Linked DNA regions of Homo sapiens: region 2 is linked to region 1. Evidence: read pairs that join two places in POLR2A ChIA-PET (ENCODE). Cell type or tissue: MCF 10A. All regions are shown on one strand. Each heading gives the region's core, and the rest is flanking DNA. Links, peaks and the distances in the headings are about the cores only.

Evidence for each region. Peaks named below come from ENCODE experiments on the same cell type or tissue, not always from the same donor. Only the 100,000 strongest peaks of a DNase experiment are listed, where the experiment ranks them.
Region 2: POLR2A ChIA-PET joins it to region 1 with 12 read pairs; 25 of 35 experiments call an interaction of 5 or more read pairs at or near these places.

What each region holds. Positions count from the first base shown.
Region 1 is chr14:68,785,272-68,788,172 of GRCh38, reverse strand. It overlaps ZFP36L1 (ZFP36 ring finger protein like 1), which reads left to right. Exons shown (of 2, transcript NM_004926.4): 2 at 1-511. Among named protein-coding and RNA genes, the nearest start is that of ZFP36L1, 6.3 kb to the left of the region's middle. RefSeq lists enhancers at 878-1,057, 1,347-1,641 and silencers at 1,918-1,967, 1,988-2,057. In MCF 10A, for the core only: no CTCF peak of the experiment used is centred there; DNase peaks (open chromatin) are centred at 1,472 and 2,092.
Region 2 is chr14:68,701,734-68,704,634 of GRCh38, reverse strand. No RefSeq gene overlaps it. Among named protein-coding and RNA genes, the nearest start is that of RAD51B-AS1, 18 kb to the right of the region's middle. In MCF 10A, for the core only: no CTCF peak of the experiment used is centred there; a DNase peak (open chromatin) is centred at 1,344.

The DNA.
Region 1 (2,901 bases), core at 163-2,662:
GTAACTTTACACTTTTTTGGTTATTTTATTTTAAAAAAATGAAAAATTAATTTAAAAAAATGCAAAAAACTGTTGGATTATTTATTTTAGAAATTCCCCCCTTTGTGTTGGACTGCAAATTGAGTTTCTTTCTCTTTAGGCCTTTCACAACTAGGACTGAGAATGTATGTAAAAGTTCTGTGACAGTACAGAAGGAAAACAACTTTTTATGTATAGCTTCTAAAAGGGGAAAAAAAAAAAAAGAGAAACCCTTTGACTTCCACGTGCCCATCTCAAGACATTCCACTCACAGATTTGAGGTTCTGGATTCCAGGTCTGGAGTTTTCCAATGTTAATGTAAACAGAACTGGCACACACACATTAAGATGAATGTAATTATTATTCCTCTTGCTGGTCACTACCGTCGCTTTCTATTTCTCTTTCTTTGTGTGAATTTATTTAAAAGAAAAAAAAACTTTTTGTAACGACTATTTGCAGTTTAAAAATCAATAAACCCCGTTTTTTCAAGAAACATTGATGGTGGAGCTGGTTTTACTTGGTTTTGGTTTGACTTTGCCAGTAAGGTTCTCCCCTTGTATACCTTGCAAGTCCTGGGTAGGGGGAGGCGGAGAGAGAGGGCTGTGGCTGTGGGTGGCGGCATCTCTCATCCCTATAAGCTAAGCCTATAGCTCCCTTCCTTGATGCTGGCAGTTTGCTGCGCTTAGAGGGGACGGGGTGGAGGTTTTCTGCAAAGGAGCCTGTACTTCCTGCTGTATTACTTCTGAAAAGACTGTGCAGTGTGTTAGTTGTTGGCTGAATAGCAGCGGGCCCAGCCTTGCCGACACTTGTGTGGCCTCTGCGGTTCTTCTGGGGAGCCAAGGCTCAGGGCCTTCCAGTCCGCCCCGTCCAGCCTGTGCTCTTCATTCCTTTGGATGGTGTTTGGGGTGCCAAAATGATAAAAGAGGACCTAGCACTTGGCACACTTGCAGGCTTGGATTTGAGTGAGTTCTTTTATTGGGGTGCCTTGGGCTCATTTTGCCCATAAGAAAGAAATTTACCTCAGTACTGGCCTCTCAACACCTACCCGTGTGGGGAGGGTATAAGGAAGCACTGCCTGCTTGGAGAGGAATGTCCAGCGGGGTGAGGGGCTCAGTCACAAGGAACTGGGAACTGGGACTGGATTTGACATAGCCTTTTGGGTTTGGAGGGCTGTTAAGGGGAAGTGAGTGTTAACACTGGCCAACACAACACAGCAAGTCACCAAGGGTTCCCACCACCTTAGTTACAATCTCAGGTGCTATGCAAAATTAGGTATGTCGTCATCTTGGGAAAGGTGGGGTCTCCTTGGCTAGATGCACCCCCACCAAGGCTAGATGACCACTTAAGAGGTGGCATTTCACCCGCCGGAGGAGTTGGAACTTTCACAAATCTTGAGTGTGAGCCTTGGGAGGATTTATTTGGGGAGAGGCAGAGATTGCTATTTGCAGCTCACTTGCCTTTGGTTCCTTTACACCCAGGAAGTTTTGGGAGTTCAGCTGAGTCACCATGATTCCACCAGGCCTCTTCCGAAGGTCTGCAGCAGACATTGGGCAGGCCAGGGATGTCCCTGAGACTCGAAGACCTACCTCTACTCTCAACTCATTTCCCTGGTCATCAGATATCTACTGGGGGTCAGGGGGTGAGGTAGAAAAATAGGGACTATTACCTGTTCCAGGGCAGGGGCTGGTGGTTTAGGAAGGGGAAAAGCAGCCCTTCTTAGGACTGGAGTAAACCTAGGCCTCTTGTCCCTTAAGGAGGAAATGAACTTTGTGTGTGTGTGGAGGTGGTGGTGGTGGTGGTTGGTGGTGGCATGTGATCTTCCTTTCGGAGTAAAAGCAAAAAAGACATTTAATCATTCACCTTGAGCTCATTCCCTGCAGGCATACCTGAGCATGTGGCAGACACCTTTCTAACTTCCCCTCTCATGGTGACGCTGGTTAGGTTCCTAGAGGCCCAGGCGTACCTCCTGGCCAGCCCTGAATTTCCTCTAGAGGAGACAGTCCTTTGACTGAGTCAGTCCTTTGACTTTGTCTAACCAAGATAGAGACATTGACTACTGGAGGCCCTGGAGGGTGGGGGTTGGCTGTAAAGCCCAGGGGAGACTCCTTATCATGTGGGGAAGCTCCATGTCCCCGGGTCTTAACCCTTTACCTCTACCTAAGTGTCTCCCTGGGGAACTCACTCAGGCTGGGATTTAGGTAACCCAGGCCCATGTGTGGTGGCCACAAGAGCCTGGTTGTGTCCCATTGAGTCCTTAAAGTTAGAGGAGATGGCCCTTGGGAAAGGGAACAGCAGAATATTTCAGGCCCATTATTTCTCCAGGATGTTAGAAGAAGGGGCCTCAGCAGCAGCCCTGTGCTGTAGTCTGGCAGGGAGGCCAGGGAAGTGTGAGCCCAGAACTGGCAAGAAACCCCTATCTCTGAGCTCCTCTGCAGCTAGGAAGGATAGGAACTATGCTGAGGGAGTTGAAGGGAAGGCTTTCACGAGGGAAGTGGGTCAGGAAAGGCCAGGCCAATCCTGGGGCACAAAGCCTTCTTCTCCACCCCTTACCCTGGAGGCCAGGGTGTCTTGAAGGCTGGGTTTAGGGGCCTGCACCAGGTCTGCCATGGATGGGTGGGGCCTCTGTGGCTACTGGCCCTGCAACCCACTCTCTGGCTGTTGGATGAAGATCTTCTCTTGGAGCAGCTCAAAGAAATGAGCTATTTTGGCCACCGAGCAATGCCTTTCCTGGCCTGGAGGCCTCATTCTCAGGAGGAAGGCTATGGTTCAGTGACACTCATGAAAGGAGGGCTTTGAGGGCCAACTGAGATTGTGGGTTAGTCTGAAGATGGGTTTTACAGTCAACTGGATCACGAAGCACTGGTTACCGAAGAGGCAGGGGTC
Region 2 (2,901 bases), core at 259-2,758, 84 kb after region 1:
CAGAGAAATCTTTGGTTGTCACAACTGGCAGGGGGAAGGAGTGCTACAGATATCTAGTGTGTAGAGGCTGAGGACGCTGCTCGCCATCCTACAATGGCCAGGACAGCCCCTTAACAAAAAATAACTTGTCCAAAGTGTCAGCAGTGCTGAGGCAGAGAAACCGTGCTTCGGTGAGAAGGGATGGGGCCAGCAGGGATGGGGGCCTTATGTTTGAGAGGTGGGCTCAAGTGGGCTTCCCTCACCTGAGTGGATGGTTATCCTCAAGCCACATCTGTGGCCTCTCCGCCCCTTCCGGGCTCCTCCTGCGGAGCCACAGTTCCCTGGAGTGTCCGGGGTCTCACTGCTCACTGCTGTCCTGACCTCCCCAGTGGGGGCTGCGGGGCAGTTTCTACAGCCAGGGGATATTGGATGAAAATAGAGGAAATCTTTTACCTGCTCCCCCCATCTCCTAATTTTTTTATAAATAGAGATGGAGTTTTGCTCTGTCACCCAAGCTGGAGTGCAATGGCGCGATCAGGGCTTACCGTAGCCTCGAACTCCTGGGCTCAAGTGATCCTCCTACCTCAGAGCCCCGAGCAGCTGGGACCACAGACGCAGGTGTGCACCACCACACCAAGCTCAGTTTTTAATTGTTTGCAGAGACAGAGTCTTGCTATGTTGCCTGGGCTGGTCTCCAACTCCTCAACTCCAATGATCCTCCCACCTCAGCCTCCCAAAATGCTGGGATTACAGGTGTGAGGCAGCACACCTGGCCCTCTACTTGCTTTTATTTTGTTCCATGTCAGCCCACAGTTTCACAGGGCCAAGGGGCCAAGGGTTTTGTTACCTTATTTTTAAAATGCTATATATAAGGGACCTTTTTTCTTTTATTGATGTATAATAATAGTGTTCATTACCATGCATCGATCACTTATTTTGTGCCAGGAACTTTCACACTTTATATGATTTCATTGTCACAACAATCCTACTAGATAATATTATTATTACTCTTCGGGGAAAATATCCCCAACAGTCCGGATTGGTGACATAATTTGCCCAGGAAGCAGAGATACAAGGCAGCAGTGCTGCGATTGGAACCCAGTCTTTGACCCCCAAATCTGTAAGAGAAACCCCCTGAAGATTTCTCCTGCAGGAAGCTGATGTCTCAGAGGAGCCTCGAGTGAAAAGTGATGCGGGGCTCTTGTGTCTGCCCAAACTGTGCGGATGTGGGTGGGGGCGGCCGGGAGAGGAGCTTCAGGCAGGTAAACATGGGGCAGGGGCCTCTGGGAGACAAGAGGCTACTAGAGGATGTGGGCTGATTCTTGTGAGGGAGTGACTAATACTCACTACCATGAGTCAGCCGAGGCCTGGAAACATCCTCATCCTCCTCCCGGGGCAATGTCCCAACCCCTGATCAGTGCTCCCTACCCCTGAAATGGGTTCAGCTGCCTGAAAGGAAGCTTCCCATGAGGCTCTGGCAAAACGCTGTCCATCCTATTCTCCCAGCCCTGCAGGGAGCTCCCCAGCCTGGCGGCGGCCTGAACCCCCACTGTCCTCCTCAGCTCTGCCCAGGCTAGAAGAAGAGGGGCCCAAGGAAAAAGGAAATGGGGACCAATAGGGCAAGGAAGAGTGAGTTTCTCCAGTGCCAGGGCTGAGAGTCAGGCTCACCTCCAGGGGTCCTGGGCTATGAGGGGCTGCAGGAGGTTGGCAGGCTCACCAAGAGCCAGAGGTGGTTTTCCTCTTCTCAGTTCTTTGTTCCCTAGAGAGCCCTCTGTCTGCATTGACTTGGACTCCCAGAAATGTGCTGGTCCACCCTGGGTAGATCTCCTGGCTGGGCCTGTGGCTTCCGTCTCTGAAGGAAGGCTGGATGCACCAGGGTTTCCTCTTTGCTCTCCCATTGCTCCATACAGCCACAGGTACCCCTTAAGGGAGGTGGCGCTATCCTCTTAGGAGAGAGGAGGAGCCTAAAGCTCAGGAAATTAAATAACTCACACAGTGAAGGGGAGCTGGGGCTTGAACCCCTGTCTCTGCCTCCATGCCCCTCCCCTGGCCTTCCTTCTGCACTTCAGTGGCTCTCGTGTACAGATAGTCTCTTTGCTTTAAGGGCTCTCCTCTGCTCTAGAAAAAACCCGTGATGCTCTTGGTCCTTTCTTGACCCCCTTCTCATGGGGACCCAACCTCAAGAGCAAGCAGGACTGTGTTTCCCAGGGCTGGGGGAATGTCCAGCTCCCTTGCAAGTGGGCTTCTTCCCTGCAGAGCAGCTCGTCTGGTTGCTTGAAGTGTTACTGACACATCACTATCCAAGGACCCTGGGGCATCAAGGTGTGAACTCCCAGCCCAGGCTGCCTCAGGCAGGGATTCCCGCAGTGCTGGGCACCTGAGTGGTACCCACGGAGACTGAGGCTGGGGTAGCCTGTTTCCAGTGCTGACTGCTGCTTGCTCCCTGGCATGTGGCTCCTAGAAGCAGCAGCTCTACAATGGGGGCTGGGGCCTCAGTGGCTGCATCTAGCTGCTCAGGTGGCCTTGACCCCTGCCTGAGTGTGTGTGGGGCGGTAACAAAGTGGGGGAAGAAGCTGTGCTCACATATTTTCTTGACAGCAGCAAACATCAAAAGGGGTCTCAATCCTTAAATAATGATAACAACCCGGCTGGGCGCAGTGGCTCACCCTTGTAATCCCAGCACTTTGGGAGGCCAAGGCGGACAGATCATGAGGTCAGGAGATGGAGACCATCCTGGCTAACACAGTGAAACCCCGTCTCTACTAAAAATACAAAAAATTAGCCAGGCGTGGTGGCAGGTGCCTGTAGTCCCAGCTACTCAGGAGGCTGAGGCAGGAGAATTGCGTGAACCCGGGAGGCAGAGCCAAGTTCGCGCCACTGCACTCCAGCCTGGGCGATAGAGTGAGACTTTGTCTTAAAAAA